Regions from separate parts of the Mus musculus genome. Here regions 1, 2 and 3 are each linked to region 4. A link is a loop called in an ENCODE intact Hi-C map of the cell type or tissue named here. Cell type or tissue: heart. All regions are shown on one strand. Links, peaks and the distances in the headings refer to the core of each region. The heading gives the core; the rest is flanking DNA. Region 1 overlaps Ppil4 (peptidylprolyl isomerase (cyclophilin)-like 4). Region 2 holds the start of Tab2 (TGF-beta activated kinase 1/MAP3K7 binding protein 2). Region 3 has its middle 35 kb from the start of Gm24726. Region 4 holds the start of Gm30959 (a long non-coding RNA gene).

What was found. A loop is a pair of places that touch in the nucleus more often than their neighbours do. Peaks named below come from ENCODE experiments on the same cell type or tissue, not always from the same donor. Only the 100,000 strongest peaks of a DNase experiment are listed, where the experiment ranks them.
Region 1: a loop joins it to region 4, with 8 times the contacts of the local background. A loop is called at or near these places in 16 of 42 quality-filtered maps.
Region 2: it touches region 4 in a loop (2.3-fold over the local background); 4 of 42 quality-filtered maps call a loop at or near these places.
Region 3: it touches region 4 in a loop (10-fold over the local background); 34 of 42 quality-filtered maps call a loop at or near these places.

What each region holds. Positions count from the first base shown.
Region 1 is chr10:7,806,269-7,814,329 of GRCm38, forward strand. It overlaps Ppil4 (peptidylprolyl isomerase (cyclophilin)-like 4), which reads left to right. Exons shown (of 13, transcript NM_026141.3): 10 at 1,003-1,114; 11 at 4,094-4,190. Among named protein-coding and RNA genes, the nearest start is that of Ppil4, 17 kb to the left of the region's middle. In heart, for the core only: a CTCF peak has its summit at 3,896 (motif pointing right); no DNase peak of the experiment used is centred there.
Region 2 is chr10:7,952,953-7,961,013 of GRCm38, forward strand. Tab2 (TGF-beta activated kinase 1/MAP3K7 binding protein 2) reads right to left here and starts at 3,171. Exons shown (of 7, transcript NM_138667.3): 1 at 2,849-3,171. In heart, for the core only: no CTCF peak of the experiment used is centred there; DNase peaks (open chromatin) are centred at 2,489 and 3,339; H3K4me3 peaks cover 3,678 bases; H3K27ac peaks cover 3,001 bases.
Region 3 is chr10:7,879,718-7,887,778 of GRCm38, forward strand. No RefSeq gene overlaps it. Among named protein-coding and RNA genes, the nearest start is that of Gm24726, 35 kb to the left of the region's middle. In heart, for the core only: no CTCF peak of the experiment used is centred there; no DNase peak of the experiment used is centred there.
Region 4 is chr10:8,192,640-8,200,700 of GRCm38, forward strand. Gm30959 (a long non-coding RNA gene) reads right to left here and starts at 5,388. Exons shown (of 3, transcript XR_871449.2): 1 at 2,987-5,388; 2 at 2,564-2,664; 3 at 96-1,634. Gm30906 (a long non-coding RNA gene) reads left to right here. Exons shown (of 3, transcript XR_380102.3): 3 at 509-701. In heart, for the core only: a CTCF peak has its summit at 3,880 (motif pointing left); a DNase peak (open chromatin) is centred at 3,912; H3K27ac peaks cover 734 bases.

The DNA.
Region 1 (8,061 bases), core at 1,597-6,596, 390 kb before region 4:
GCTCCCTCACTCTGCCTTTGTGCCGTCAAGTGTTAGATGGTTACTTGCCTGCTTGCCTCCTTACTGCCCTGCCTTTTATTGACTTTTAGGAACTCTATATGTTACGAATGTAAGCTCTTTTTAAAAATATACGTCCTATGTATCTCTCTTCTGTTCTGTGGATTACCCATTTGATAAACACAAAAGTAATAGTTTTAATTTAGTTTCATTTGTCAACATTTTCTCAAGATGGCTTCTAAAAATCTGTTTACCTAAAGACATGAGAATATTCTCTATGTTCTTTATTTATTTTAATGTAAATACATGAGTCTTTTGTCTACATATGTGCATGTGCACCGTGTATGGTGCCCTTGCCGGCCTAAGAGAGCATACTCTACATTCACTGAAATTGGAGTTAAGGGTGGTTGTGGGCTAATGGGTGCTAGAAACCAAACGTGGGTTCTCTGCAAAAGCAGGAAATGCAGGAACCTAAGCCACCTGTCTCTGCAGCCCCTCTGCACTGTCTTCATAAACCACGTTATTAGATTGTTTCCATTGGGGTCAGTGCTTTGTCTGTGTCCAATGTGGATTATGTTGCATTTCATTTGTCTGACTTTGGATACCCAGCCCCACTGAAAATAAAGGTATTCCTGTTCCCCAGAGCTCTGTGGGACCATCTTTGTTATAAATCAAGCATTCATATGTGTTTAAAGTCTAGTTCAAGGCACTGGGACCATGCTCATGTTAGACATCTCAGAGTGTGAGTCCTCTAACTTTTTTTTTTTTCATTTTTGTTTTGTTTTGTTGTTTTGAGATAGTGAAGATTATGACTAGATGGAGCCTCAAAAGTTTATTACCAGGGTTAATTGAGATAGTAGATGCAATACATTTAATATCTGGTATATAAGAAGTATTTGAATATCAGTTTTAGTAGTAATAGCCTTTTTGTATTCATATTATTTGATCTAGCTGCAGAAATCTCTCCTGAAACATTCACGCTTGAGTTTTTATAATCACTAATAGGAAGAAGACTGTGAGAAAGCATTCTTCAAAATGGATAATGTGCTTATAGATGACAGGAGGATACATGTGGATTTCAGCCAGTCTGTTGCAAAGGTTAAATGGAAAGGAAAAGGTATGTTGGTTTATCTTCTTTTACCTATGTTCTGCTTTTGGGAGTGTGTGTGTGTGTGTGTGTGTGTGTGTGTGTGTGTGTGTGCGCTTTAATTATGTGCTATTAAGAGAAATGTTAGTAGACTGCAGATCATTTAGGATTTTATAAAGCTGATATTTGGAATGTGTGTATGTATATATGTGTTGATGGATGAAAATACCTTTATCTTTAATGTTTGCTTATATTGTAAGTTATCTAAATTACCTATTGAAGACATCTACTGATGAAATAATCAATGACTTTGATGATTTGGTTCTTTTAGATACAAACTTTTTAAAAGTTTATTGTTTTTGTTGTAATATGCAATTCTCTTCCACTCCTTGTACTGTTTCTCTTCCCAGAAGTAACCAGCTGCCTGTTTCTACAGCCATTCTTTGTAAACATGCATGCTTTTTAAAAAAGTAGAGTTCACAGAATGCAGACTATATGCTCAGTATTTTGAAGCCCCCGTTGATAATGTGTCTTCAGAGATCATTCACTGTGCATCTGTGTGCTAGTATATGGCCTCTTTTCATAGGCTGCTTAGTCTTCCATTGAATGTGTATATCATCATTTGTTGTCAGAGCTCTCCATAGGCTGTCCCTGTATGTGTGACATTTCTAGCAGTTGCTGTATACCTATATGTAAGTCCTTGGTAGAGGCATGCTTAAGTTTGGATCTCTTATATGCTAGAACATTATGCACTAGAACCAACTTATTCATCATCTTTTTCTTCTTCATCTTCATCTTCCTCTTCCCTCTCTTCATTGTCCTCTTCATCCTCCTCATCTTCTTCTTCCTTCTTTTTCCTGCTCTTTTCAGCCTTGACCACCCCCCTTTTTGCTGCATCAGGTTTTCCTTTAGCTCTGTAGGCAGCAATATCCTTCTTGTACTTCTCCTTCATCTTGGCAGCCTTCTTCTCATAGGGCTGCTTGTCATCCGCTGCAGTGTTGTTCCACATTGCTCCTAGTGTCTTTGCAACATCACCAGTGGATAAGCCAGGATGCTCGCCTTTGATTTTGGGGCAGTACTCAGAACAGAACAAGAAGAAGGCTGGAGGAGGCCTCGTGGGTGTATTGGGGTCTTTGAACTTCTTTTTGGTCTTCCCTTTGGGGCTGGGCGGTGTAAGTTTTCATTTCTCTTCCATAATGAGCCTTGCCAGCCTTTGCCATATCTTCAAATTTCCCCTTTTCTTTAGCAGACATGGTCTTCCACCTCTCTGAGCACTTCTTGGAGAACTCTGAGAAGTTGACAGAAGCATCCGAGTGCTTCTTCTTGTGCTCCTCCCAGCATGTTTGCACAAAGAATGCATTTGAGGACATTTGGCCTCTCAGCTTCTTAGGATCTCCTTTGCCCATGTTTAGTTGATTTTCCTCCGTGAGGCAGTTGCCCAGTGCCTGTCCGCTGTCTCTATGGAGCTCAATGTTCTTCAATGGCTGTGAGACAGTTTTCCTATGGAGTCTAGCTTGGTCTCAAACTTAATATCCTCCTGAGTGCTGAGACTGTAAGTGTTAACTCCCCACGCTAGTCATGAACTTTGTATCTTGTTAACTGTGTGTGTGCGTGTGTGTATGCTAAGGATTGAGAATAGTGGTCTCCCAGATGCTGAACGCGTCCTGTCATTGAACTGCATTTCTAGCTGAGTTTAAAAAGATCATTTTACAATGCTTTAAAAAGGCTTCACTTAGGGTTGTGCATGGGGAAGGCAGTGGCAGGCATATCTCTGTGAGTTGAAGGCCAGCTTTCTTTATATAGCCACTTCCAGGCTAGTTGGCTATATAGTTAAGACCCTGTCTCAGAAAAACAACAACAAAATAACAACAGAAAAAAGGTTTCCCTTGGTAGTTATTCACATGTAATGCTAAATTTTACCAGAAAAATTAAGATTACTGGTTTTTCTTATTTTAAAGATTCACTCTTATTTTATGTGTCTGAATATTTTATTTCTCTATATGTATGTGTACCATGTGTATGCCTGGTCCCAGCAGAGACCAGAGCATTAGATCCCCTAGAACTGGAGTTACAGATGGTTATGGGTACTTGGAGGCGAACCCAGGTCCTCTGCAAGACCTCGTTCTTAACCATGGAGCCGTCACTACAGCCACACGATTACCTTTTCTGTACCATTTATGGTTTGTTGCCCATGACTTTACTGCACTTTCAAAATAAGAAATAAACAGGGCTGTTTGGTAATAAGTAGTAGGCTGTATTGATTTTTTTTCAATATTTTTTATTAAGGTCTGTAAAAAATCTAGAGAGAGAAATACCTGGTCTGTGAGGGATGTTCTTTCTCCACAGTGTTCATTCACAGCAGCCTTTCCTCGCCAGAGGCCGTGTTGCAGAGGAAACTTGTTCAGTGCACCCTGCAGTCTGAACCAGCGCCTCACCTCAGTGCTCTCACTTATCAATCATTCCTTTCCAACCCACGGCTTAGAGGGAGTTGAACTTTCTCTGTTTCATGAGGAGAGCTTTTTTGTTCACAGTTGGAACAAGGCTTTGTTTCTCTCTGAGTTGGCTTCTCTTGTGGTGGAAGGAGAAACCTGTCCCAGCTTGGCTCGCCAGTCTTACCAGGCCCATACCCTTTCCCAGACCAGCCTCTTGATGTGTTTTTTACGTGTTATAATCACAGTCCTATTGGTGGTGGGTGGTGTCTGCTTTGGAGTAGTGTTAGCTGCTGGCTGATGCAGTAGAGTTCATGGACTTGGTGGCTTTGCTTGAACAGTGTTTTTTTCAGTTGGATGTTGTAATATTCACCCAGGTCACTAGGTGGCAGCATATAACTAAAGAAAACTGGACATGCACTTTGAACCAGAGTAACAGCAGAGACAGGCTTTGGGTTTAAGGCCTTCCTCACCTTCCCTACCTCCCACTGTGTGCTTTCATAAGTAGTCCTTTGTGTTTTATAAAATTGTTAGTGTACCATTATAGGATGCTAATTCTTTTATTTCTTTTAATAAACAGGTGGGAAATATACCAAGAGTGATTTCAAGGAGTATGAAAAGGAACAGGATAAACCAGCCAATTTGGTTCTGAAAGAAAAAGTAAAGCCCAAACAGGAGTATCCTTTATAAGAACCGTATGCTTGGCTGGCCTCCCCTCTGTAGGTCATTTGTGAGGGGGACATTTTGTTGTCACAGCTGGTCAGTGTTTCCCATAGACTTGACTTTTTCAGTATACCATGTATTATGAAGAAAGTTAGAGTTGAAAGAAACCTTAGGCCTAAATATTTTATCTCCCACTCTTACAATAAATACCTTACTTACTTACCCACTGTTCTCAATGATCTTCAAAAGTAAATGTGTTACTTTTATATATACTAATGTTTTAAGTTCCTTTCTATTGAATATCCTTGTGTTATTCATTCTCTCTCTCTCTCTTTTTTAAAGATTTTATTTATTTACTCTATTTACAACGTTCTGCCCACATGTATGCTGGTGTAACAGAAGAGGGCACCAGATCTACTGTAGATGGTTGTGAGCCACCATGTCATTGCTGGGAATTTTACTCAGGACCTCTGGAAGAGTAGCCAGTGCTCTTAACCTCTGAGCCATCTCTCCAGCCCCTGATATTTATTCCCTTTTATTTAATTTCCTTATTTAGATAACAAAATCTTGTAGTTCTCTGTCACACGATTAGATTTTTTTTCTTCTGTATAATACATTGCCATTTAACAACAAGGATTTGCTAAATCTTTTTGCTAAATTTTTGTCTAGGGCTCCTTCCAGTTCAGTACAAGAGTTGACATTTATAGGATCTAAAAGAAATTTATAGACTGGACCATGCAATTCAGGTTCTTCCAAGTTGCGACAAGGAAAAAAGCCATGAAGCATACTGCTCGCCTTACATCATTTCTGTTTGCTCAACTATGACTGATTTCCCATTATAAATCTATCACTCCACACATTGCAAAGGTCATTTCTTTGGTGATCATCTTTGGTAAAAGGTGTCTTTGTTTTCTAGTTTCTGTTGATGAAAAGAGGTTCTCTCTTTTGTGTTACATAGGCATGTCTTCTCCAAGTATTCATCAAGGAGGTTGAGTATCAGGTTGGCCTTTAGATAGTCGTGCTTTATTTAAAGTGTGTTGCCTGTCTGTGCTGCACAAAGTATTGGGATGTGTCTGAAGGGTGCTGACAGCATCACCCTAAGGCTTTCCAGGCAGCCAAGCCAGCATGCTGAGTCTGGACTTTAACAAAGGCCATTAGAAGGCATGTGATTAAAGCTTACAGTCACAAAAGGCATAGATGAGCATGTGCAAATGTTACCTTCATATCGAAGGTAAGTTTGGCCTAACCACTTAGAAAGGACAGGACAAATCAAGGAAGCGAAGGGCATAAAGTCAAGATGCTTACAGAGGCCTTCTGATTTTAAGGAATTCACTATATTAATTTTAAGTTTGTAGCATTAAAGTGTTTTAATGAATGTTGGGCAACTACTCTACTAATTGAGGTATACCCCAGCCCTTGGGACTGTTTTTTTCCTCATCATTCAGAAAACTATGGGTATGTGTATAAAGACAGACATTACATTCTGGGCCTAAAGAACATGGCCATGTTGACTTCAGTCCCAGATTCAACTACAATAGCACTTTTTTTTTTTTTTTTTTTGGTTTTTCGAGACAGGGTTTCTCTGTGTAGCCTTGGCTGTCCTGGAACTCACTCTGTAGACCAGGCTGGCCTCGAACTCAGAAATCCGCCTGCCTCTGCCTCCCAAGTGCTGGGATTAAAGGCGTGCGCCACCACGCCCGGCTACAATAGCACTTTTATGTTAGGCTTCCATACTCCTCATATTCCAGCCCAACCTTCTCAGAGTCCACTGCAGAGACTGGGATTATTGTTACGATAGTTCTGTGCTTTTTCTTCGTTTATTTTTTAATACACGGTCTTAACTACGTGCCTGTCTTAGAACTCACTATATGGACCAGGCTGATCTCAAGCTCGTTAGAGATCTGCTGCCCCTGCCTCTCAAGTGCCGAGATTAAAGGTGTGCACTGCCACCATTAATCTAAAAACTGACTGATTCAATCTGGCTTCTCTCTTTCAGCCTTTCCTGAATTGCTCTGCTTGGCCTCATACTAACTTGGGCAGTGTGTTCTAATCTTACACACACAAATGGTGCCTAGTTGCAGGATATTTGATCACATTGTGAACCCCAAGATTGTGTTATTTACTGAAAAAAAAAATCTTTTTCTAATTGTGGTGTGGCTCAGGGAAAGAGAGAGAAGCCAGATTGAATCAGTTTAGAGAGGAGTTTTGAGGCAGAAAAGCTGAGTTGAATCATCCAGTTTATGCTTTATTTTATTCTAAGGCTTTATATTAGAGAAATTACTTTAATTCTGATTCATCACTTTGTCCTGCAGCTCAGTTAGACAGCTCTTTCAAACAGGAGTGCTTCCTTCTACAAACTAGCTTTGCCTTCATTATTTGGGACTACAGGGTGTACTAAGGGCATGAGAAAAGCCAGATTGTGTTATTTACTGAAAAAAAAAAAAATCTGTTTCTAATTGTGGTGTGGCTCAGCCTTAGCACACACCTTTACTCTGACTGGAATAGTCATTCCCTTAGTACACCTGTAATCCCAAATAATGAAGGCAAAGCTAGTTTGTAGAAGGAAGCACTCCTGTCTGAAAGAGCTGTCTAATTGACAGACGTGACAGAATAGGATCTGTTCAGGAAGAGAGGTAAAGGAAGAGATGAGGCAGTGCAGAAAACAGAAATAGGCAGTTTTACTGGGAGAGTGTTGGAGAGAGAGCAAGCTAGGTGACGACGGAGTGACCCAGAAGACTAGAACACATTGCTTGAGTTAGTATGCGGCCAAGCAGAGCAATTCAGGAGAGGCAGAAAGACAGAAGCCAGATTGAATCAGTCAGTTAAGAGAGGAGTTTTGAGGCAGAAAAGCTGAGTTGAATCAGCCAGCCAGAGATCAGAAAGAAAAAGAAAGGGTGAGATTATTGAACAGTACGTCTCAGAGGTTGAAAACACTCTAGGTCTAGATTATATTGTACTGAGTCTAGAAGCTTCCAGGACTAGGCCTAGGTTAGAGACAGTAAGCCTCAGGAGTGACATTTACATCAGCTGAATAAAATATACTTTTACAGTGCTTTTTATTTTTTTCCTTTCAGTCCTTTATTTTTAATAGAGTTTGTTGAAGTTAAAATTACAGTAATGTGTATGTGGAGTCTCCACCATTTCCCCAGGCAGGGCCTTACTTTGTAGCCCAGACTAGTCTTAGACTAATCTCTTCTTTTCCTCATCTTTCTGAATAGCTGGGATTACAAGTATAACATGAAGTTTTTTAAAAAGTTGTTTTTTAAAGTTATGTTTTATGTGTGTATCTACACATATATAAATGTGGGTACTAGAAGAGGCCAGAAAAGGGTCTTGAATCTCTGGAGCTGGAGTTATAGGTAATTGTAATCTAATTGATGTGTGTGCTGGGAACAAAACACAAGTCCTCTAGAAGAGCAGCAAGACTCTTAGCTCTTAACTTTCCAGTCTGTGTAGTTTTGTTTGCTTGTTTCTTTTGAGAGGGACTCACTGTAACTGACTAGCCTGGAGCTTGCTACAAACTGAAACTCACAGAAATCTGCCTGCTTTGTCTCCTGAGTTGTGGGACCTCATACAGTGTTTGACTTAAGCTTTTTTTCACTTTTAATCTTCATATAGGCTTTCATTACATTTAAAAATCATTATTAATAACTACTTTTATATTACATCTTGCTATGATACTGAAATGTATTGTATGTTTTTAAACATTGTTCCCATTTCCTGATAACTAAAAATGGTTCTAATGTGTGTATCTGTATTTATGTAGCTTATAGTTTTAGTTGCTATAAATTCTTATAAAAACGTCTACATCATAACTGTTAATTACTAAACCCTCTCCCAGCTGACCTAAGGAGAGTCATACAATGCACCTTTTATGTAGAGAGA
Region 2 (8,061 bases), core at 1,007-6,006, 240 kb before region 4:
AATACTTAGGGGACCATAAGCCAGAGGTCAATAATGTGAACATATATTTAATTTTCATTTTATTTCAGTATCTCCAAATCTCTTACTATCTGAATACAGTGTTAAGTGAAGACACACACAGCTTGTGAGCACCCATCAATAGAAAAAAACTCTCCTCAATGCAGTCCAGCAGTTACTTTGCTATACTTGGCAGCCATCTACTCCCCACACTTCCATATTCCTGCAAACTGCTCATCCAATCCTTTACTAGCATCTTCCTCGGCACACCTGTCTCTATTATCGCATAATCCTGATTTAAAGAGTTCTTATTAAAAGAAAGACAACATAAGTCAATCAAAACAAAAAGCATTACTTCTGTTCTCTGAGGCATGTGATATAATGAAATGTAAACGTTACTCTATGATTTATAATCTACATTATAAATATTTCCAGGAACTTTTAAAAATATAGGAAGGCAAAACTTCTTTTCTAAAGTATCCTGATATTCATAAAAATAAGCATTTAGTGTGTGTGTGTGTGTGTGTGTGTGTGTGTGTGTAACTTCAGGGTTAGAAAACCCATCCTACTGGAGCTTTACTACCGCATGCCTCATAAACAAGCAATCTCTGCTATACTTTATGCTTAGTTCTCAAAATGAAGGTGGCTCACTGAACCAGTTCTTTGGGAATTTTCCTTACATAAAAGAGGAATAAAACTTTTATTTCTGTCAAGGCACAAAGCCAATCATGTTAAGACCTTTGCCAGAGCATAAAACACTCAGTAGGGACATAATTGGGAGTCTGGGCAGTGCGCACCTAACTATGCAGAATTTGCCTCACTTAAATAGGTGTGGTAACTACACATCTTACCACAGCCTTGGCTAAAGGTAAGCACCTCTTTCCACAGCTGACTTAAAGTCTGCTCCCTGAGAAGCATTGTCATTTGCACCGTTGATCATTTCATCTACTTATGAATTATACAAACACAGGTTCTATTATGAGAGGTCACAGAGAACATTTTGAATAGTGGTATTTCCCAGTGTCCTTTGGAAACCATTCTAACTCAGAAAAAGCTATCTGATGAAACAAAAAGAAAGTTGAAGCAATGGCATATATTCAGTGGCTAACATAATAATTGCCATATTCAACTTTCAGTTTGATTCTTTAAGCCTGAAAACATAAAGCACTCTCTATTACACACTGGTGTAGGGGCAAGCAGAGGTTCTGAATCACTGGAATTTTTGTTCTATTTCCTGCTAATACACAGATAGTACCACCATTCAACATATTCATTCCACACACGTGTTAAAAGCTGCAGAAGCCTTCGTGGACTATCTGGATACTAACCCAACTCATGAATCTGACATTTTTTCCTAAGGATTGGAATTAAAGTAGCTAGCTAAAGCATATAGTAAAAGAAAAGGCAACTGTTCATTTATTAGAAATATGTATGGTTTCAAAAAGGTTTCAAGTTGTACAGTTTTAAAAGTAATCATGGATTCACCTTTACTAAGACATTAAGGATGCTTCTGAAAAGGCATCAAAACTCTTGCTGTACCAAGTGTGGTAAACAGTGATAACTAAAAGCCAAAACCAAAACCAAAACCAAAACAAACAAAAAAACCAAAAAAAAAAAAAAAAAACCAAAACAAAAAACAAACAACCCTCTTTTGTACCCAGTGAAATTCCTAGCAAAATTTGAAGCTGCTTCATGAGCAACATCTCCTTTGAGTAAGCTAGGACACAAAGCCATTCCTTTTATAAAATGGCAATCAACCTAACCCTACGATTTGGCACTTTACTAACTTACCCAGCACTGACAAAATGGATGCAAAGCTAGAGTGTCTGGCTGCTGCCTCGAATACTGCATTTGTGTCCAAGAACTTTCCAATGACTAGAAGCCCATTTACCAACAGCCTGCAATGCTTTTGGGAACCCGAACTTCACGGAGACTCGAATAAAAGCTCCAGGAGGCTGCAAGTCTCCACCACTCTCCTGAAAACCCCTCTTATCAGAAACATTTGAAGAATTCCTCCATAACAATTAAGCTGACTTGAATGGAAACTTAGCATCTCAAATATACTATATATGGAATGAAACTTGGCCAAACACGTAAATACAAACTCACACGCTCCCTGACACTTTCGGCCTACAATTATGAGCCAAGGATTCTACAGCATCAGCAACAGACAGATCCACCTGTCACCTGTCAGCAACACCCAGGGACCCTTGTTAAGTCTTCCTCTTCCAACCACTATCTCGGGGCAAGAAAATCAGAGTAGTCCTGTGGACTCTAAGGGGGCCCCAACCTCTTCACAGCGGGGCGTGCTGCCCATTTGGAAGAAGGCTGCAGACAAGCAAAATCGGAAAGCAAAGCGAGAGAGGTGCTTCCTCTTTACCCTGCACTTAACTTCCCCGGCTCTCCCTTAACTCGCGGGCCCCGAAGTCATCGTTATCCAGACCTGGGTTCCCCCAAAGGCGTCTGGTTCCCTCCCTCCCACTTCCAGATCACAGGCCTGGGGGCGGACCGGGGGCCAAGGCACCCCCACCCCCGGCTCTCTCCGGCGCTGGGCTCCGGGGCAGGCCCGGTCCCCCTCCCCCGACGCCCCGGAGCCCAGGCCAGGCCCCAGGCTCCCCGCCCCCACCCTCCCCGCAGGACTTGGGGGGCCTCCCTGCGCCTCGCCACCGCGGGCAGGACCCGGGCGGAGCGGCGGACGAAGGCGAGGAAGGCGCGGACGCCCCGCTAGGGCTTCGCGCGCCAGGCAGAGCCGGTCCCCGAGCCGCTGCAGGCGCGGGGAGCCGGGCTGGGGGTGGGGGGGGTGGGGGGTGGGGAGGGATCCCGCCGAGGCCCCGCAGCGCCGTCCGCTTACCCTTCGCCGCCGCCGCGGCTTCCCCCTCCTCCTCGTCCGCCGCCGCCGCCTCTCCCACTTGGGCAGCCGTCTCCCCCGTCGTCACCGCGGCCGCCGCCAGCGCCGATTCCACCCGGCAGGGGGGACACCTCAGCCCTCCCTCCCTCCCCGCTCGGCCCCCTCCGCCCGGCCGCCGCCAACTCCCTCCGGCCGCCGCCGCCGCTCGCGGCTGAGGGGGAGGGGAGGGGGTCGGCCTGGGGCGCCCCGCCGCCGGCGCCTGCCGCGGATCAAAGCGATGGCCGGGGCGGCGTCGCCGCGGCCCGCTGCTCGGCTCCGGCTCGCACGGCCGCCCTGCCTCCCTCCGCCCCCACCCCCCTGCCGCTCGCCTGCCCTCCCCCCACCCCCCCAGCTCTCGCTCGCTCGCCCGCTCGCGCCGCGGCTCCGCCAGCCCAGTCCGCATCAAAATACGGCCACACAATATGGCGGCGCGGCGGCCGGCAAACACCGCGAGATCTGAGGCGGCGGCCGTGACGAGGCCTCCCTCCGCCGGGTGGCGGGGATGCTCTGTCCACGCCCCACCTCCGCCAGCCGCCGTCCCCACTCCCGGCTCGCCGTGGCCGGAGGGGACGCGTCCCGGCGCGGGCTGAGGAGGAGCACGCGGGTCCCTCACGCTCGGACGGGGAGGGAGGGAGGGAGAGAGAGAGGAGCCGAGCGGTGCGCGCGCCGCCGAGGGCCTCGCGGCTCCGGAAGCGGGTGGCGGGCTGTGCGAGCAGGGCGAGCCGTGCGAGCCGGCGGCCCAGCTCGGGGAGACGGGCGGGACCCTGCAGGCCCTGACGGGCCGCGGGGCAGGTGGGCCTGAGGCGGAGGCGAGCGCCGGGCCTGCGGGGCTGCGGGGCCGCGAGCCGGACACACCCCCTTGGAGCCGGGCCGCGCCCAGGCCGCGAGCTACCGGGTGACCCGGGAGGGACGGCGGGTCGGATGGAGACCGGGCGGTGCGGGACGCGTCCTGGAAGCCGCGGGACCCGAGCGGAGTTTGGCTCGGCCGCTGGACTTTCCTTGATCAGCAGTGGGGGCCCGCAGAGAGAACGATCTAAAGAATCAAGCGAGTCGTTGCGATTGTAACTGCACGTTCCTAGAAGACCTAGAAGCAGAGCCAAAGACACTTTAGCTTCGAGGGGAGACGCGGGGGAGGGGACACTTCTGGTTTCTATCTTCTTAAAGATGTGCTTCGTTTTCCCTCGGGGTGGGGTGGGGTTGGGTGGTGGTGGTCAACGTTCAGATGTTTCTCACAATGTAAAATATTTTAAAATCTTGGCGGTTTCATATGGCAAAAAAAAAAAAGGCTTTTTTTTTCTTCTTCTTGACCCTGTCCAAAGTGTGCATATCGCTGCCAGTTTCTTCCTTGAAGAAATTCATACTACCGAAAAAAATCCGGAAGGACTATTTTTATTATTCTGTTATCAGTATAAGCTCCATAGGTGCTTATTGCTTATTGTTTTTAAAGCCCCTTTTTTAAACACTTAAAACCCTTTCACTTCCTTTTTACACTCAGTTTTACAAAGTACCTGAAATATTGGGGTTTAGCTCTACTTAAAAACTTTTAGCCCGCCAGAAGTCAGAGTGCTAATGATTTACAACATTGGAACTTTTAAATTTTTCTCTCGGTTGACATTAAGAAAGTAAAAGTATATACTTTGAAAAAGTGTTTTTTCTGTGTTCGAAGTAAAAGTAAATTATAATTCACATAGTAGATGCTGTTTTCATTAATTCACAGTAACAGACGCCATTGAGCCCTAATACTACAGTTCTCTGAGGAATTATTTCCATAGTCAGTGTAATGATTTTAGATAAATTGAAGAAATTATTAAATAAACAGTACTTCTCTTAAACTGAGGCACAATTCGAACATATACTGCTGAAATAATAGAAGTGGATTAAGAAAAAAATAGTTCCTGTTCAAAATTTGTTTTCTGAAATGTACGTGTACACATTTTAATAGAAATATATTTTCCATATAAACAAATGTAATGGGTTTGAGAAAAGGAAGAGAAGATATAATCGTACATCATTGCCCAAATTTGAAGAGCTTGGATCTCTAATGAAGAGAAAGCCCCAGATAGCTATGTAGAGGAAAACTCTATGAAAGAACTAATGCCTTTAAAAACAAACAAACAAAAAACAAAACAGAACAAACCCCTTCTGGGATCTTGTAAGAATCAAAGATCGCAGATTAAAGGATGCTAAAGAGCATGACATCCTAATGCGACATGAGACCCCAAGGCGGATCCCTTGCTGGGAAAGAAAAGGTTACAAAGTAGTTTGTATTGGGATAACTGGGTAAAGTTAGGTAAAGTTAGGACTACAGAGACAATGTAAGTATTATGTTATCTTTAACCTTCTGAAATTTGTTCTTCATTACAATATTCTTAAACACACTGAAGGGTTAAAGAGGTAAAAGAACACAATGTATAAAACTTTACCCATGTGGCTCAGAAAAAAAAATATGTATATTCTATATGCTTTTTCTGTGTGGATGTATACTTCCTATCTGCCATACACATACAGAGAGTGGTGATAAGTTTTAAATATTGGTAATTAGAAGCATTTTAAAAGTCATATTTGATGAATCTAGGGCATTTGTAGTGTCTCAAAATGTTTTGAAAGTTTGGTTATGAGCTTGGCCTTTATCGGGTAACATCTGCCCGGTTCTCAAAATCACTTAAGCCTAAAAGATCTTGCAATTTCTGATAAGTTTGACACTATTTCAAAACAAATACTTTTAGAAAGCCAACCTGGGCTAGAGATGCATTGTAGTGCTAGAACACACACCTGTGAGAGGCCCTGGGCTTCCGCCTCAGCACAGCAGTAGCAGCAAAATAGAGGAGGCCTTTCAACTCCTAGGGGCTTCCTTGGCTCAGCAAGGGGAGGCATTTAATGCGCTCCAGATAGATGGTCCCTCCTCTTATTTTCTCCCTACAAACAAACTGGAGGTTTGGCTTATCTGGGTATGTTTTCTAACATTTTCAGTCTATTTGATTTGGAACATAAATAACTAGGAATGTCTTTATATAGTTGATAATTATGATTTCTGTTTATAGAATTGGTGGATAGTCCCCTCTAGCCACAAGACTAATGAAAATAAGGGCAGACTGTGTCTTCCAAGTATTCTTTGTAGTAGCTACAGGAAACTGGATAAAATTCAATTCGCCATTCAGAACATTTTAATGTGGTTTTGTGCTTTCTGATTGAGCAAGCACCTGTGATTATTTAAATCAACTTAAAATTCATACCCACAGTTGCACTGCCCACATTTCAAGTGCTCAGTAAACCATGCATTCCATCTTCACAGAAAATGCTGTTCCACAGAACTGGTAGCGGAAGAGATTACACTTTATAAATAGCATCTGCACAAGGTAGACGGTGATAGTCACCATAGAAGCATAGGAGAGGAGATAGTACTGTGCAGGGCGTGAACACAGGAGAAGCAGGGCAAGCTTCAAGAGGAAGACTGCACGTGGCAGGTGGAGGTGAAGCCAGAGGGTTCCAGGCAGTGACAGCTTGAACAGTGTAGGAGAGAAGTGAGAGAAACACTTACTTTGGTGTATCTATAGCATACAAGATATAAAGGAAGGCAGAGCTGCGTAAAACCACAAATGCTGAGCCTAGCCTGTTCTTGAGGCAATGAGAGCAACGTGAGTTTATACTAGAGAAAGAACATGATTAAATAAATGGGTCTTTAAGATGGATGCCCTTATAGCTGTCATGACACCTCACCTGGTTTTTGCTGGACTAACCTGAAGACTGATCTCTAGATCCACATAATAAAACTGAGGCAATATGGCATGTATCTCTAATCCAAGCATTGAGGAGGCAGAGATAGACTGATCCCGGGGGCTTTGTTGGTAAGCTATTCAGGACATTGGATTAGGGGTGAAGCCACAGATTATATAGCAGTGCAGTAGTCCAAATGAGAGACACTGAGCGGTTGCTATGGTGCGATCTGTTATTAAGATAGTTTTTAATGGCATTTAACAAATCTTGATTTAGAAGATGGCATAAGTAATGAACCATGGTGGTGCACACCTGGAATCCTAGCACTTGTGAGGTGCAGACTGGCCAGGCGTTCAGCAGTATCCTCAGTTAGAGGACAGTCTAACCTAAAACACCTTATTAAATAATATAAAAACCTATACCTCACAGATTTGGGGGCTTCAAGACAGGGTAGACCTCAGTCTGAAAGACTTTAAAGTGTAATAATGCAGTCAACATCTGGGTTCTTTTCATTTCTGCTCTGCTGTTTTGGGCTTTCGAATCTTCCTCAGGCTAATAAGATGGTCCTAGTAGTGGCAGGCATCTGGAATGTTGACATCTAGAAGAGGAGGAGGAGGAGGAAGAGCAGGAGGAAGAAGGGAAGGAAAAGAGAGGAGGACATGTTTTCCAAAACAGCTTTCCCTTTTCTTCCTGTGATGGTCAATCTTGATTGTCAGCTTGATGTGACTTAGAATCGCCTAAAAGACACATCTCTGGGAATCTCTATGGGGGTGTTTTCAGAGGGGTTTAACTGGTGGAAAGACCTGCCTTAATGTGGGTGACCACCTCCTGGACTGGGCTTTCAGACAACCAAAATGAGACAGTCACCTGCTGGTATTATCCACAGAGATCTTGGGTGGGGGAGCAGTGTCTGGCCCGGGGAAGGGTTCAAGTGAACGGGAGAGGGGAGTCGATTAAAGCTGTCTTCTCTGGCTGCTGCTACTTCAAGACACTGCTATGACAGACCAGATAGGCCTGGCAGCCTCTAGCAGGGAAAACTTTGGGAGAGAGCCCTCTTTCCCAGGAAGTGTTACTGCTCTTATGTGACAGATGCTCTCAGATGACAGAGTAATTCTCACACACCTTTATTCCTTCTGGATAGGATCTTATATACATTTTGGGGTGGGTTTGGGTCTGACAGCAGATGGTTTCTATTGGCTTGGTCTGAGATGTTAGGGATGCCTTATCTGCATGTGGAGGGAGGGGCTTGGGGTGTTGGCCTTAGCTGACTGATTGTCATGATCCTCTCCATGGGGGGCTATGGTCATGTATCAGGCGCCTGATCAGAAGCAGGTGAAGCTCCTACTGTCCTCTGGTATGAGGTTCCAGGGCTTCCAACCCACTCAACCTTACCAAGTTTCCTGGCCCCACAGTGACCTGAGCTCCGGCCTTCATCTAACTCTGCTTCCTAAGTGGATGCACTG
Region 3 (8,061 bases), core at 1,841-6,840, 310 kb before region 4:
GATATATTTCATTGTTATGTCTCATTTTTCATTTCTGATTTTGTTAATTTGGATACTGTCTCTGTGCCCTCTGCTTAGTCTGGCTAAGGGTTTATCTATGTTGTTGATTTTCTCAAAGAACCAGCTCCTGGTTTGGTTGATTCTTTGAATAGTTCTTTATGTTTCTGTTTGCTTTGATTATTACCTGCTGTCTATTCCTCTTGGATGTATTTGCTTCTTTTTGTTCTAGAGCTTTCAGGTGTGCTGTCAAGCTGCTAGTGTAAACTCTCTTCAGTTTCTTTTTGGAGGCACTCAGAGCTATGAGTTTTCCTTCTACCACTGTTTTCATTGTGTCCCATAAGTTTTGGTATGGTGTGTCCTCATTTTCACTAAATTCTAAAAAGCCTTCAATTTTTTCTTTATTTTTTCCTTGACCAAGTTATCGTTGAGTAGGGTGTTGTTCAGCTTCCGTGTATATGTGGGCTTTCTGTTGTTTTCGTTGCTATTGAAGACCAGCCTTAGTCCGTGGTGATCTGATAGAATGCATGGGATTATTTCAGTCTTCTTGTATCTGTTGAGGCCTGCTTTGTGACTGATTATATGGTCAGTTTTGGAGAAGGTACCGTGAGGTTCTGAGAAGAAGGTATATTCTTTTGATTTAGGATGAAGTGTTCTAAAAATATATGTTAGATCCATTTGGTTCATAACTTCTGTTAGTTTCACTATGTCTCTGTTTAGTTTCTGTTTCCATGACCTGTCCATTGATGTGAGTGGGGTGTCGAAGTCTCCAACTATTATTGTGTAGGGTGAGATTGTGCTTTGAGCTTTAGAAAAGTTTCTTTTATGAATGTGGTTGCCCTTGCATTTGGAGCATAGATGTTCAGAATTGAGAGTTCATCTTGGTAAATTTTTCCTTTACCAGTATTAAGTGTCTTTCCTTATCTTTTTTAATACCCTTTAGTTGAGAGTTGATTTTATTCGATATTAGAATGACTACTCCAGCTTCTTTCTTAGGACCATTTCCTTGGAAAATTGTTTTCCAGCCCTTTACTCTGAGGTAGCGTCTGTCTTTGACACTGAGGTGCATTTCCTGTATGCAGTATAATGCTGGGTCCTGTTTGTATATCCAGTCGGTTAGTCTATGTCTTTTTATTGGGGAATTGGATCCATTGATGTTAAAAGATATTAAAGAAAATCGATTGTTACCTCATGTTATTTTTGTGTTAGAGGTGGAATTTTGTTTGTGTGGCTATCTTCTTTTGGGGTTGTTGAAATATTACTTTCTTGCTTGTTCTAGGGCGCAGTTTCCCTCCTTGTATTGGTGTTTTCCACCTATTATCCTTTGTAGGGCTGGATTTGTGGAAAGATATTATGTAAATTTGTTTTTGTCATAGAATATCTTGGTTTCTCTGTTTATGGTAATTGAGAATTTTGCTAGATATAGTAGTAGTCTGGGCTGGCATTTGTGTTTTCTTAGGGTCTGTATAACATCTGCCCAGGATCTTCTAGCTTTCACAGTCTCTGATGAGAAGTCTGGTGTAATTCTGATAGGCCTGCCTTTATATGTTACTTGACCTTATTCCCTTATTGCTTTTAATATTCTTTCTTTGTTTTGTGCATTTGATGTTTTGACTGTTATGTGATGGAAGGAATTTCTTTTCTGGCCCAAACTATTTGGAGTTCTGTAGGCTGCTTGTATGTTCATGGACATCTCTTTCTTTAGGTGAGGGAAGTTTTCTTCTATAATTTTGTTGAAGATATTTACCTGTCCTTTGAGTTGGGAATCTTCACTCTCTTCTATACCTATTATCCTTAGGTTTCTTCTCATTGTGTCCTGGATTTTGTGGATGTTTTGGGTTAGGAGCTTTTTGCATATTCTTTTCCTGTAGTGTTAATGTTTCCTATGGTATCTTCTGCACCTGAGTTTCTCTCTTCTATCTTTTGTATTCTGTTGGTGTTTGTTCTGTCTATGACTTCTGATCTCTTTCCTAGGTTTTCTATCTCCAGAGTTGTCTCCCTTTGTGATTTCTTTATTGTTTCTATTTCCATTTTAGATCTTGGATGGTTTTGTTCATTTACTTCACCTGTTTGTTTGATTGTGTTTTCCTGTAATTCTTTAAGGAATTTTTTGTGTTTCCTCTTTAAGGGCTTCTAGGTGTTTACGTGTGTTCTCCTGCATTTCTTTAAGGGAGTTATTTATGTCCCTCTTTAAGTCCTCTATCACCACCATGAGAAGTGATTTTCAATTAGAATCTTGCTTTTCCGGTGTGATGGTGTATCCAGGACTTGCTATCGTGAGGGAATTGTATTCTGATGATGCCAAGTAACCTTGGTTTCTGTTGCTTATGTTCTTACGCTTGCCTCACCATCTGGCTATCTCTAGTGCTACCTGCCGTGGCTATATCTGACTGGAACCTGTCCTGCCTGTGATCCTGGTTGTGTCAGAACTCCTCAGAGTTCAGCTGTCTCTGTGATCCTGTGAGTCTGGGATCCTGTGATCCTGAGATCCTGGGCTTGTCAGAGCTCCTGGGAGTAAAGCTGCCTCTAGGACCCTGAGATCTTGGTGGGACCAAGCTCCTGGAATCCCATGATCCTGTCATTCTGTGGACCTGGGTGTGTTAGAGTGCCTGGGAGTGGAGCTTCCTCTGGTTGTTGTGGGACTGGCTTCAGAGTTTGCACTTAAGGTCTGCTGAGGGCACCAGCCCAGACTGGAAGGATCTGTGTCTCTGGTGGGGTGGAGTTCCTGGGCGCCTGAGTCCTGCTGCTCCCAGTTACTCCTGGTGTTGGGCAGATGTTGTGTTCTCCTCACCTCTGATCCTATGATTCTGGGAATGGAGCTTCCTCTGGGTGTTGTGGGACTGGCTCCAAAATTTCCTTCCTTAGAGGACTTCATAAGAGATTTTTTTCTACTATCATGTTTTATATTCCAAATAGATTTTAAAAACTCGTTGAGTGCATACTACTTTTAGCTTCAGAAGATATCATTTATATTTAAGAGGTATTTAACTATTATAAATTATTTTGATGACTTAAAATGTCAATACTGAGTTGTATATTTTAAAATAAATTTTATTAGTTTAATAAAAAATGAGATCTAAAAAAAGCAATATTGTGCTCAAATGATGAAGGTACAGCTACAGCCTGTACCATAGCAACAATTTAATATTATACTAAAATGGCATCATTTAAACAGAAAGAATGGCCCAAGATGAGACCATGAGTTAAAGACTTTAAGTCACAGTACCAACAGCATGATCTAGCACACAAAATGTGGTAACCTGACCTGCTCTCTGGAAGGCAGTGTGGAGAGAACAAGTCAAGCCACAAATGGGAAAATTTTTTATCCTCTGTATTCGTAAGAGGACACATGTACAGAATACACCGAGAACCCCTAGAAACCAACCACTAAACTAATGAAAACATGGATACATAGCTTTATTTAAGAAAATACTGAAGGGAGATCGCTCAGTGGTTAGGAGCCCTTGCTGCTCTTGCAAGGCACCGGAGTTCAGTCCCCGCACTGTCAGGTGACCCACATCTGCCTATAACTCAAGGTTCTGGGTTTCCAATGCCCTGTGATGTGTAAACCCACACAGGCACACATATATACACAATAACAAAAAGCTTTTAAAAAGATATGAAGCTGGTGGGATTGCTCATCAGGTAAAAGGCCCTTGCCGTGGAAGCCGGGTGACCTGAGTTCAGTACCCGGAACACACATAAAAGTGGAAGGAGATATTGACTCCTTAAAATTGTCTTTCCATCTCCGCAAGCAGGTGGTGGCATGCAGTTCCCGCCCATCGTAGTAAACAAAACAAAAAGGTAAAACTCTGTGTGTGGCCATGCATTTGAAAAGATGCTCAATATTCTTAGTTCCTGACAAAATGTTAACGAGAAACTACTACATATGTATTAGAAAACTTACAATTCAAAAAGATCATATGAAAAGACCATTTCTCCTAGCCTCTACAGTTATGGCTGGGGCAAGGAGGTGGAATGTCACTATTGTGACCACTAGGTGTCGCTGTTGCAGCATGGCTCGTTTACCTGGGTGCCACACTTTCTGCAACCTTGGCTCCAGGGAACACTTGATCGGACAACAGTTGATGATAGAACATGGTAAGTAAAGGCACATTTACCACTTATCAGATATAATAACAGCACGGATACCATGGATAACTAGAAAGGCAAATTAAATTCATTTTCATTTTATATCCTAACTCAAACTTTAAGCATATAGAAAACTCCAGAGAATATAGTTATGTGCTTGAATGGAATCTTAATATCGCTCACGCTTGAGTTCAGTAATAATTATAATTTTCTCTAAACAGATATTGATACACATTGTAATTGAACTACTCTTGGATGCCTTGCAGTTTTTCATTACTATCGTTCATATCATTATTATAAACATGTTTTTTTTTCCTTCATATGCTTTCACTGTTTATTGCTCATACATTGATTTTTGTTTGACTAAATCTTGGATTCCAGAGCTCAGTTCATCATTGTTGAGACTAATCTTGTCTCCTCTTTATGGTTTGTTTTTCTGTCTTGGGAACTATAACTCAATACTGTAGATTTCCCAGAGAAATATAAAAAGTCACTGATGCAGACACTGGCCTTGTCATTGAGAAGGCGCCTCAGGCCTTTCTGTCATGTATTGGGTATCAGGATCAACCACTCCTAGTCAGTTTCCTGCTCCTTTCCTAAGGGAAATTACGCCTTCCCCATCTGTGTATCTACAGGTACACGCGCACGCGCGCGCGCGCGCGCACACACACACACACACACACACACACAGCACACATTTACATTCCTACCATTTCTTTCCTAAAACAAAACAAAAAAAAATCCATGCATTTGAATATGAAAGAAATACTACAGACAGCAAGATGGCTTCCATTCGCAAGGTGTGAGCCACCAAGCTGGAAGACCTGATTTTCATCCTCAAAATTCAAATGGTAGAAGGCGAGAACCAACTCATGAATCTTTGGCTTCCACACACACTGTGCCATGCAACAAATAAATAAATGTCAAATGAACCTAACAAAGGGGATTTGTGTTTTGTCTCAATCAAGAAATGAAGCAACCCTGTTGTACAGCTTGGGGCCGCTCGCCAGCTTCATCCAGGCCTCCGTTCTCTAAAGGGGTTTCTTCTTTGGGTGATACCAAGCCCATTCCGTCAAGACAGTTGGAAACAGAGTGAGTGAGGCAGGGAGAACAAGAGAGTTGGGGCTGGAATTTGAAGGAGCTGTGCAGGCTTGTAGGGAGGAGTCTTCAGGGAGCACAGCAGCCAGGCTGGGAGGACTCCCCTGGTCAAGAAACTGATATACACAATTTTTTAAAACTAAATTTAAATTTTTTTTTCTTGTGTACTGGTGCTGTGCTAATGGTGGTTTGGGGTTTGTTTTTTGCTACATTCTTGCTAATGAGGAGCTGGGAAGGTGGATATCTAGTAACAAGGAAGCTTGCTTGTTACTAAGTACTTTGGCAATAGCATCAGAGGACATAAAATATGAGTTACTTTGCTTATATCTAACAATTTATCTTGGGTGAATTCCAGAAAGTTTTAGGCCAAGATATTTTTATGTCTCTAAATATCCTGGCCTAAAGAAGGGGAACTAAATAAGTGCGCAACAAACTAAGTAAATTTCTGTCTCTGCATGGGAAAAATGGAGTTCTAACCATATTGTATTTGTAATAATCGATGAAAAAAGCCAAAAACAAAAAAGTAAAAACAAACCCCTCAAACAAAAACCCCAGTGGCCATCTTAGCCTTAACTGCCGTGCCCACTCCCAAGCGTGCTTGCTGAATTTCCCCCATTACTTCCTCAGCAGATTATAAAGGATAAAACTGTAAGTGGAGCGCGTTGCTGCCCCTAGCAGAAGAGGGTTCGGAGTCAGCTTCAGATAAACCTGGGATTCCAGTTAACGTGGTTCCTTGTGTCCTGACCCTTCTTCATGCTGACATTTCTGTGCTCATTTGCCGAGGATGGTCTGGTCTTGATGCCACCCAGGACGAGCTTCTGACAGTAAGTCTGCATCAAGCTACATGCTACACACTGGTCTGCTGGCCGCTTTCCGTGGTCCCGTGGCATCATAGGACACTGGGACTGAGTTGACCCAGAACACCTTGGGACTGCCACTTCTCCCACGCAAAGCAAAGACAGAGCAGCGGATAAAGGGTGGGACATAATTTTACCAGACAGGAGAAGAATCAGTGTGAGGGAGAATCAGGAGAGCGTGTTTAGTAAATACCCCATGCAGGAATGAGCCGGGAAGCAGGGAGTGAAGACCGGAACACAGAAAACTGTAGCCGGAACCATGGCGAACTCCTTCCTGTTGTAGCTTCTGGAATGCTCACCGAGTCGCAGCACTGTGCAGGGTGCTGTCTGTGCCTTGTCACTTCATCTCTATTTGTAATGTGATTTGGACACGAAGATATGCCGAGCAATGGACACAAGCACACACGCCTCTGGGCACCTAATCTTGCCAAGAGAGACCACTGGAGAGCAGAGATGTGTGCCATGCGGAGTAAACTGGATATCCACATGGACAAGAGTAAAACCGGGGCAAACTGCAGAGATGGCTCAGTGCTTGGGAGCACTGATGCTCTTCCAAGAGGATCCACATTCCGTTCCCAGCACCCACATAGCAGCCCAGAACTGTCTGTAAGTCAAGTTCCAGAGGCCCCTTCTGGCCTCTGTGGGCACCAGGCACACAAGTAGCTCACAAACATGTAGGCAAAACACCCATATATCATCATCAACAACAACAACAGCAAACAACAACAACAACAAAAGGAGTGTTTGTCCAGAGGACTCAAGTTTGGTTCCCAGCACCCATAGATATGTATGTGTGTGTATATGGTGGATGTTTATGCATATGATGCATGCATATGTGTTTGTATTTATATAAGTATATATGACATGAAGGAAGAAAAGGCGCTATGAGGAGGAGGAGAAAGAGATTTAAGAAAAGGGAGTGGGAGACAAGGGGAAGTCATGAAACCTATGTGTCATGAGAGCAGAAGGGACCAGAAAGATGGGAATGGCTAGGATGGGAAAGGCAGTGAGAAGGGCTAACAAAAATGGAAGTATGATGGCGTGCACACATTGAACGGTCAAAAGGAAGCAGGTGTCGGTATGCCAATACTAAGAAAAGATTAGGGTGGCAGGAAAGATGCGGGTTGGGTGACTTGTCAAAACCCTTTTCCAGTCAAGTATGGCAGCTTGTACCTGTAATAGCAGCATTTGGAAAGCTGAGGCAGGGAGATTACCATGAACTCCAGGCCAGCTCAGACTACACAGTAATTTCAAAGAACCAAAACAAGAAAACGTCACACTAATGGTGGGGTGGGGTGCAGCATGGGGACCCCTGCCCGGGCTTCCCCTCTCAAAGGGTCTTCTCACAGCTTGCTTTAAAAAATACTCTTTAATTGATTCACTTTTATGTGTATGAGTGTTTTGTCTGAGTCTATGTATGTGCACTACACACATACCTGGGGCTCCCACCTGGAAGATGGGGTTGGATCCCTGGAATTGGAGATTGTGAACTACCATGTGGATGCTGGGAACTAAACCCAAGTCCTCTGCAGGAACAGCAAGTGCTCGAAACCACTGAGCCTTCTCTCCAGTCCCATTTCCCTAATTCTTTTGTTGTTGTTTTGAGACAGGGTTTCTCTCTGTAGCTTTGACTCCTAGAACTCACTCTGTAGACCAGTCTGGCCTCAAACTCAGAGGTCTGCCCACCTCCGTCTCCGCCTCTGGAGTGCTGGAATTAAAGATGTGTGCCACCACCATCTGGACTGCCATTCCCCCAACTGGACTCAGGCTGGCACACAGGGGTGCACTAGATATGATCCTTCCATTCAGATTCTCTGCTTTTGGGTGGTGTCTCTAGTGGATGAGGGCCTATTAAAATCTTGAAAAACAGAAGCCTCTCATAGGACATCGGTTTAGACTCAGAGAAACTCTTTATACCAGGCATATTGCCTTCTTTCTTTAGATTACTGGGGCAGAAAGCAGTTACAGATTGGGAGCAGCTTGAAGTTGGAGACCTGGAGCCACCGGTGGGAAACAG
Region 4 (8,061 bases), core at 1,934-6,933:
CCTTGAGGTCTGTCCTGAAGTGAGATCAGCATTTAGAGAGTCAACGATGTATGAGATGGAGGTAGACAGAAGCTGCCCACATGACACCTCCATGGTCTGGTTAAGAATAAGGTTTTTATTGCTCATAAGAGAGAAAAATTGTCCAGAGACATCGGGAGGAATCCAGAGCAGAGAGAGAAAGCAGTAGCCTAACTATGGCCAGCAGACCAGACCTGACTAGGGCTCTCTGAGAGAGGAGAGACCGTAGTGAGGATAACAGGGGAAAGGGGAAGACCTTGTCATGACAAAGAACAAATGGGTATCCAGGAGGAAGGAAGCCTGGGGAGGTTAGACAGGCTAGGACACTAGTGTGGACTTTGAAATGTGTAACAGGTACTTATGATACTGAAGCAGCCTGACAGCCAGCATGGGCTTCAGTACGCACATCCAGACAGTCCAGGTCGGGGCTTCAGTCTCATCCTGCAAGGTGGTCTGACTCGTTATTAGAACTGTGTGAACTCTCTTTCAGGTAGTCAGTATCCTGGACTGGCGAAGTCTTTTCCTGTTTCCATGATGGGACTCCTGGGGACATTCCATTTCTTTGAGGTTCATTGTTTCGGCAGTCTGATTGAGTGACACAAGTGTCTTTTAGAGTATCTTCATTTCTGGCAGGCAGGATACAGGCCAATAATATAAAATAAATCCATCTACAATTTTAAGAGTGTCTTTATTTGTGTTGTTGTGTTCATTGTTATGCTGTCTCCAGAGGGGAAGAGAGTTTGTAGCACACACAGACCCCCATTCCCTGCAGTCCGGAGGGTTTGTGACGTCTAAGGATCTAAGGCTCCATGTGGAAGACAGCACTGGAGCCCTACCCCTGCCCTCCACAGGCCTGCCTTTTGGGTTAGCCATCCCTCTGACCAGTTAGGGAAACAGCTAGCAGCTTGGATTAGCCAACAGCCTTGATGCAGATACAACTGAACTCAGGTTATCTTGCCTGACCATCACCAGGAAGAGGTGTCTGGAAACAGAGTAGCAAAGAACTGAATGTCACTGGCATGGAGGAGGTAAGTGGGATAAAGGTCTTCCTGATATCTGTCCTCCATCCACCCCCATACCTCCCACACTCAACCCCTACGCATGCTGGTGCTTCTCCACCTGGTATCCTGACCCCTAGTATTTCCCATTGATCTGCAAAGCCCAGGAGAAGGAACACTTTCCTTATTTTCACTCAATAAACCTTTGTCTTAACACTGACGTTTTTGGTTTTGTTTTTTTCCTTTACTCCCTCAAGACTTAAGAATTATACTAAAAATTATTTTCTTTGGGAGGGTATAGAGGACTTTTGGGATAGCATTTGAAATGTAAATGAAGAAAATATCTAATAAAAAATTAAAAAAAAAAGAATTGTACTAAAATGACAGGAAGAGTGAAAGATCATACCAGGTGAAACCCTGGACCAGGGTATCTTCTGCAATTAGACTTAAAAAAAAAATCCCAAACAAGGAGTTATTTTTTCTTACAGTTTGGCTTTGTGAAGGTTGGGGACTGAGCCTCCCTCTGGCTGTCTTGCTGTTTCATTGAGCTCTGGGCCAAGAGTTCAAATGCTACACACCCATCAGTTTGCTTGTGAACTCTGAAGTTATGTCCCATGACTAAAGAAAATGAAAACAATTTCTGGCACAGTGGCAGCATAATTCAGACAAAAGGAAGGTAAACAGGTTTGGTTTTCTGTGTTGTTTTTTTTGTTGTTGTTGTTTTGTTTGTTTGTTTGTTTGTTTGTTTGAGACAGGGTTTCTCTGTGTAGCCCTGGCTGTCCTGGAACTCACTTTGTAGACCAGGCTGGCCTCAAACTCAGAAATCCTCCTGCCTCTGCCTCCTGAGTGCTGGGATTACAGGCGTCCGCTACCACTGCCTGGCAAACAGGGTATTATTTAAACAGAGGGCTCTAGAACCAATTCTACTGCAAATCTGTGATCACGTGACAGTATAAATCTTCTGCTTATCTTAGCTGTAGTTTCCTGATCCACAAAACTGATGACATCTGAGTTTGACAGAATGTATGTGACATTTTCAATCATGTTATGGTGCTACACAATCATTTAACAATTATGTTGAACAAAAATTCTATCTCCCCTCTGATTCTTAAGATATCTAGTTCAATACAATAACCATTGTAGTGTCAATGTACAAATTCTGAAACATAATTAATAACTATTTACAATTTAGCATCTTTCAATGTTACACATTACATTGAAAACTTTGTAGGAATGTATATGAAGTCCCAGATATTGGCTGGTGTTTGCTATCATCAGGGTTTAACTGACTAATACATTTATACCTCTGGAAGCTACATAGCTTCCAATGGCTTCAACAAGAGAGTTGGTAGACAAGTTAAAGACTGTGCATGATGGTGGTAAGATGTGTCTAATGTCTACTCTTCTAGGATGTAACTCTGTGTACAATTAGTTACAGTGTGTCTGAGGAATCCTAAAGTCACATGTTTGCTTTTAGGTTAGTTCTGCCCCAACAGGTCTCCCCCCTCCCCCGTTCCCACCCCTGCACCCCCCTGTGAGAGGATAACCTTTGACCCTTCTTGGCTACAGCAATTAAATAAATGGCTTTGCTGTTGTGAGTCAGTGCTCTGCTGTCTGTACATGCTTGCCTGGAGTCAAGTAATGATTCCTGAAAGAGAAAAGAAATTAGATGGCCAGAAAAGACATGTGTTAAAGTGGGGTGGGGGTGGGGGGGAGACAAAAACAAAGAAACTCTGTGCATTTGGGGTAGAGAAAATTAGAGCCAAACCTCTCCACTTTTTTCTCCCATGTCATGGTGGATGTAGAAGATTTTAGATGTGTCTAGTCCTCAGAAACTGAGGAGAGGGGAAATGGACAACAGTCCTAGCTGCTTATGGCCACAGAGGTAAGTTGGCCACTGGGAGCCGAGCCCTCCATGCAAGCCAATGAAATGGGGATGGGGGAGGGAGGAGGGATCTCATTAAACTGACCTAAACATCCAGGACATAGTCTTCTGCCCATGTCGGTCTTCTGCCTATGCTGGTCGGCTCTTGCATGCGTGGTTTTTCCTGTATGTTGCTTCTCAAGCTGGAAATACGGAGTTAATGCCACCTCATCCACTTGCGCTACTTGGTTCAGTAGATGACTGTGCAAAGCACGTTCTCCCACTCAGGAAATCAGTCTTCCAGCAGCTGTCTGTCTTCCACTGCACAGGGCACAGGGCACAGGGCACAGGGCACAGGGCACAGGGCACAGTGTGAGTTTGCCTTTGCAACTCCTCTATCCCTTAAGCCAGCTGGAGGCAGAGTTCACCCAAAAAGTCTCATTTCCTGAGTGACAGCCATTGGGCAAACCCAGATGGAAGGCTACGATAAAGAGCCTTAGGGGTGTGCCGCTTAGAAATCAGAACCTGTAAGACAACAATAGGATGGGAAAGTAGGATGGTCACCTAACTACTAATTAACCCAGAGAATGGAACAGCAGTTGCTTCGGGTGACTATTCTGAAATGCTCAAGGTTCCTCATTGCCTTAGGGGTAAAATAAATATTTTTTTCCCCAAATTCTTGAGCTGAAAGGTACTTTATGTGAGTGGCATTCAGCTTATAGAAATATATGGAGTATACAGGCAGGCATACTACACATCAAAACAAAGGTTTTCTGAAAAACAATTAAACAAAAACAGGTCATATGACTTAGAGACACTAATAATGTAATCACCAAGAACGGTGTTACTGTGTTTTTTTCACACCAGCCATGAGCTCCTTCTGGGCCACAAGGCTCTGGTGAATGAAGTCAGTCCATATGGGAGAAGCCTGAGGTTTGGAAAGCTCTTGGAATCTGGAGTATATTGTTGTGGCTACAGCTCCCCCTAGTGTACTGAACACTCAGGTGCCCTGCACAATGGCCAGGGGAATACCTCCCTTTCAAAGTCTGATCTGAGCCATTTGAGATGCCAGCCTTTCTTTTCCCTAACCAACCATAGGTCAAGAGAAGAGTGGGGGCAGGGCCTCTGTGTTCCTATTAAGCACGGGCACTATGGATTGACTTGAATTATGTGAATCCTATGAAAATATTAAACAAATATTAAAAATCACATTTTACTTTATTATTGTTATGACTGAGACAAGGTCTTACTGTGTAGTCCTGGAACTTGCAATGTACAATAGCCGGCCTCAAACTTGTAGCTCTGCCTGTCTCTGCCTTCCCAGTGTTGAGGTTAAAAGTATGGGCTACTGTGCCTTTACTCTTGAAAGAATTTCTACAGCAGTAAGCTTCCATACGACAATTTCAAAGATCTTTACTGTTTCCCTTTTCTATACATCTCCTCTATCCTGCCCCCCCCCACCCCCACCCCACAGGGATGCAGGCCCTGGAAGGCTGCTTCTGCTCCAGTTGATTTTCCTGTACTCATGAACATTCAGAGGGGATGGGAAAGAGGGGGAGGGGGAGAACATATCAGGAGGTTGGGAGGGAAAGTTGGAGGCAGAATAGGGGAGGAATTGTAGAGGAGAGAATGGGGATAGATTGGAGCCAAGCACATTTTATATGCTCATATAAATATTAAATAAAACTATTTAATCAAAGTGATTTTTAAAAAGAGTTTCCACATTTTTCCTGATGTAAAAGGAGACTGAGCAAAACTGTAGGATGATTCTGAGCCATTCACGGCAGGGTTATTTGTCCCATCTTGCATCTATCAAAATGCTTATCACCTGCGAGCCATGTTCCTTGAGCAGGGTGTTTGGAGCCTCTGGAAGCAGGGAGAGAGGAAATGCATCATGAGGCATGGCTCCTCTGACAGGAAACTACTCACAGTGTCCTCTCTAGAACATCAACCCCTCAGGATGTCAGTGGACTTTGTTCAGATACATCAGATGAGGCCGGCACATGTGGGATTTGGCAAATAATCTTTAAAAAGACTGTGCTATGCCCCAGGCCCCATATGATGCTAATACTGCGGCACACGTGTCCACACAGCGCTAGAAGAACTGCAGTATTTCCCAAGCTAACACTTTGTTATTTTTCATGCTTATTTCACAAACTGGACTCATGAGTTTTCCTTTGGGGTTACATACTGGCATAGAATTTCAGCATCTCTCAGTCATAGCCAGAGAACAAATAGCAAAGTGTGCTGAAAGGAGAGAGCACTGGATCTGAGATGAACAGGGCGGCTCTGAGGAAGTTTGTGGTCAGGGTCACAGCTCTTCGTGTGAAAACTGGCACTGTAGTGTGTTACTGTCTCAGTCTGGGACAGCCCCAGAGTAGATGTGGAGGGAGGAACACACTGAAGGCAACACCCAGTCCATTGTATCACTATCCTACTGAAGGCAGCAGTCCACAATGTCCCCACTATGACATCCTTCCTTCCTTCCTTCCTTCCTTCCTTCCTTCCTTCCTTCCTTCCTTCCTTCCTTCCTTCCTTCTTCTTCTTCCCCTTCTTTTTTCTTCCCCTTCTTCTTCTTCTTCTTCTTCTTCTTCTTCTTCTTCTTCTTCTTCTGCTTCTGCTTCTGCTTCTGCTTCTGCTTCCTCCTCCTCCTCTTCCTCCTCTTCTTCCTCCTCCTCTTCTTCCTTCTTCCTCCCCTCCTTCTCCCCTCCCCTCCTTCTCTCCTATTCCTCTCCCTCCCTCCTTTTCCTCCCCTTCCCTCTATCTCCTCTCCCTTCTCCTGCCCTTCTTCTCCCCCACCCTGCTCCTCCTTCTTTGTCACAGCTATGATGTGATTTCTAAGAATGAGAATCAAGACTTCAGAAGTACTGGATTATATACAGCCAAATTTTAACTCTTTTTTTCTAAATTAAGACTTTTCCTCATGACAGGCAGACATAATGGTGCATGCCTCTGATGTCATCACTCAGGAGGCTCAGGCAAGGGAAGTTCAAGGCAGGACTTTGTCTTAAAAGCATGAAACTAGAAACAATACAACCTCCCTCTTTTGTGTACAACCTCTGTGAATTCACATCAATTTTCATCATTATTGCTGTTACTAATAGGATCCTAAGTCAAGGTACTCTAAAGAAGTCAGAGGGAACAAAACATTATGGATTTTGATTTTTCTCCAAGCCTTTGGGAGGTCTTGACCTAACTGCGTTCTAGGATTTACCTCTTGTTACAGCTTTTTATTGCATTTATTTATTTATTGTGTGTATGTAGGCATGTGTAAATGTGCATGGGTGTTAGCATCAGAAGCTGTTTACAGACAGCCTCTGAATCCATCGATGACATTATCCCTAGGTGACATCGTCCTGCATCTGTTGCCATGGCAACCGCCAAGATGGTGACCTGAGTTTGATTCCCAGAACCTACTTACCAGGAGAGAACTGACTCCTGAAAGTTGTCCTCTGACTTATATACATGAACTGTTGTACCTCATATACCCACTGTTAGTTGAAAACTGCTTTTTCCTGGACAGATCATGCCAAGACAGCACAGCTCCCACAAAAGAGGTCTTTTATTGAAAGAGGGGAAGAAAAGAGGGAGAGGAAAAAGAGAGATGGATCAGGATCTCTGTCTTTTATCCAGGCAGTGAAGTAGGTAACAGGTGATGCAGGTGAGGCTTGGAAAGGGAATGTGTAGCGGTTGCCATGGCAACAGATGCAGGATGATCCTTGTCACCTAGGGATGATGTCATCGCTGGATTCAGAGGCTGGCTATAAACAGCTTCTGATGCTAACACCCATATACATTTACACATGCCTACATACAATAAATAAATAAATGCAATAAAAAGCTGTAACAAGAGGTAAATCCTAAATCGCAGTTAGGTCAAGACCTCCCAAAGGCTTGGAGAAAAATAAAAATCCATAGTGTTTTGTCTTGGATAAAGCATAGTAGTTAGAACAACAGATGCCGGACCAGGAGGGAAAGTCCTAGCTTCCTCTCTGCCTCAAGAGTAGTTCAATGAGCCTGTCCATGTGGACTGGGTTCCCACTTCAGAAGCACCGCTTTCTATAGACTGACCAGTGTCTTGAGCACCAATCTTATGGATGTGAAGGACTGAGTACCCATGGACCCGGACATACATGGAATAATACATTCGTGAGCTCCAGCTCGCTGGCCTAGGAAGAACTATGTCTCTTCTTACAGCATTGGGGCTGAGGGGGTGGTGATGGCGGCAAAGACTCAACAGCAGAGGCAGCTTGTACTTATTACTGTACCTTTCTAGCTAGGCTGATTTCAACACAAGGAAGTCAATTCACTCTAACATGTGGTAACAGACTTGGCAGGATTTGAACTCTGGACTTTTCTGTAGCTCAGTCTATGTCCTGGTTTTGTGCAGCTGCCCCAGGCTCCACCTCATAGCCACTGTGCTGTGTCTGGCGGACCCATCCTGCAGGCTGCCTGTCTTCAGGACTGGAATCAAAGGCAAGTTACAGGTCGGCACTGACTGTTTTGGCAGCCACGCCATGGACAGACGGCTGCACGCCTGCTCAAAATGTACAGTGTCTGGCAAAAGCCAGGCTGAAGATCGATAACCTCACCCGCCAAGATTCCAAAAGGAAAAACTTAGCTCAGAGTTTTCCCCTTCGTAGTGATTTTTCTTCCTTTCTTTCCTTTTACTTTTTTTTTCTTTTTTAAAAGGGAATCCCTGTGTTTCAAGGCAAAACCCAAAATGCACAGTGGTCAGCTCATGATTCTTTGACCCGTGAACATCTGTGGGTCTGGGGCTTCCTTGTGAATCAGTAGCAGCCTTGAGAGCTACGAGCCAAGCCTGCCCTAGACAAAAAGGAATTCTGCAGAGGGGAATTGGGAGGAGGCTTGAGAGCTCCCGACCTGGTTAGCCTCCGGTTTTGCTTTCCAGAGACTTGTCTGCACTCAGTGTCAGCTAGTGTCTGTGTTTTCTATGAGCAGCATTTTGAGTCTGTTTTTTAAGATGGGTTTTTTTCTAAACACCGTAAGAACTGGGATGGGAGTCTTCATTTTGCACATAAGAGAGGGAAGAATGAAATGGGCAAACTGGACTCAGATGTATTTACTGAAAACAAGAGCATGGGCTGGAGGTGTGGCTGAGGGTGTTGAGGGCTTTGCTGAGTAAGCATGGAGAACTGAGCTCCATCTGCAGCACCCACA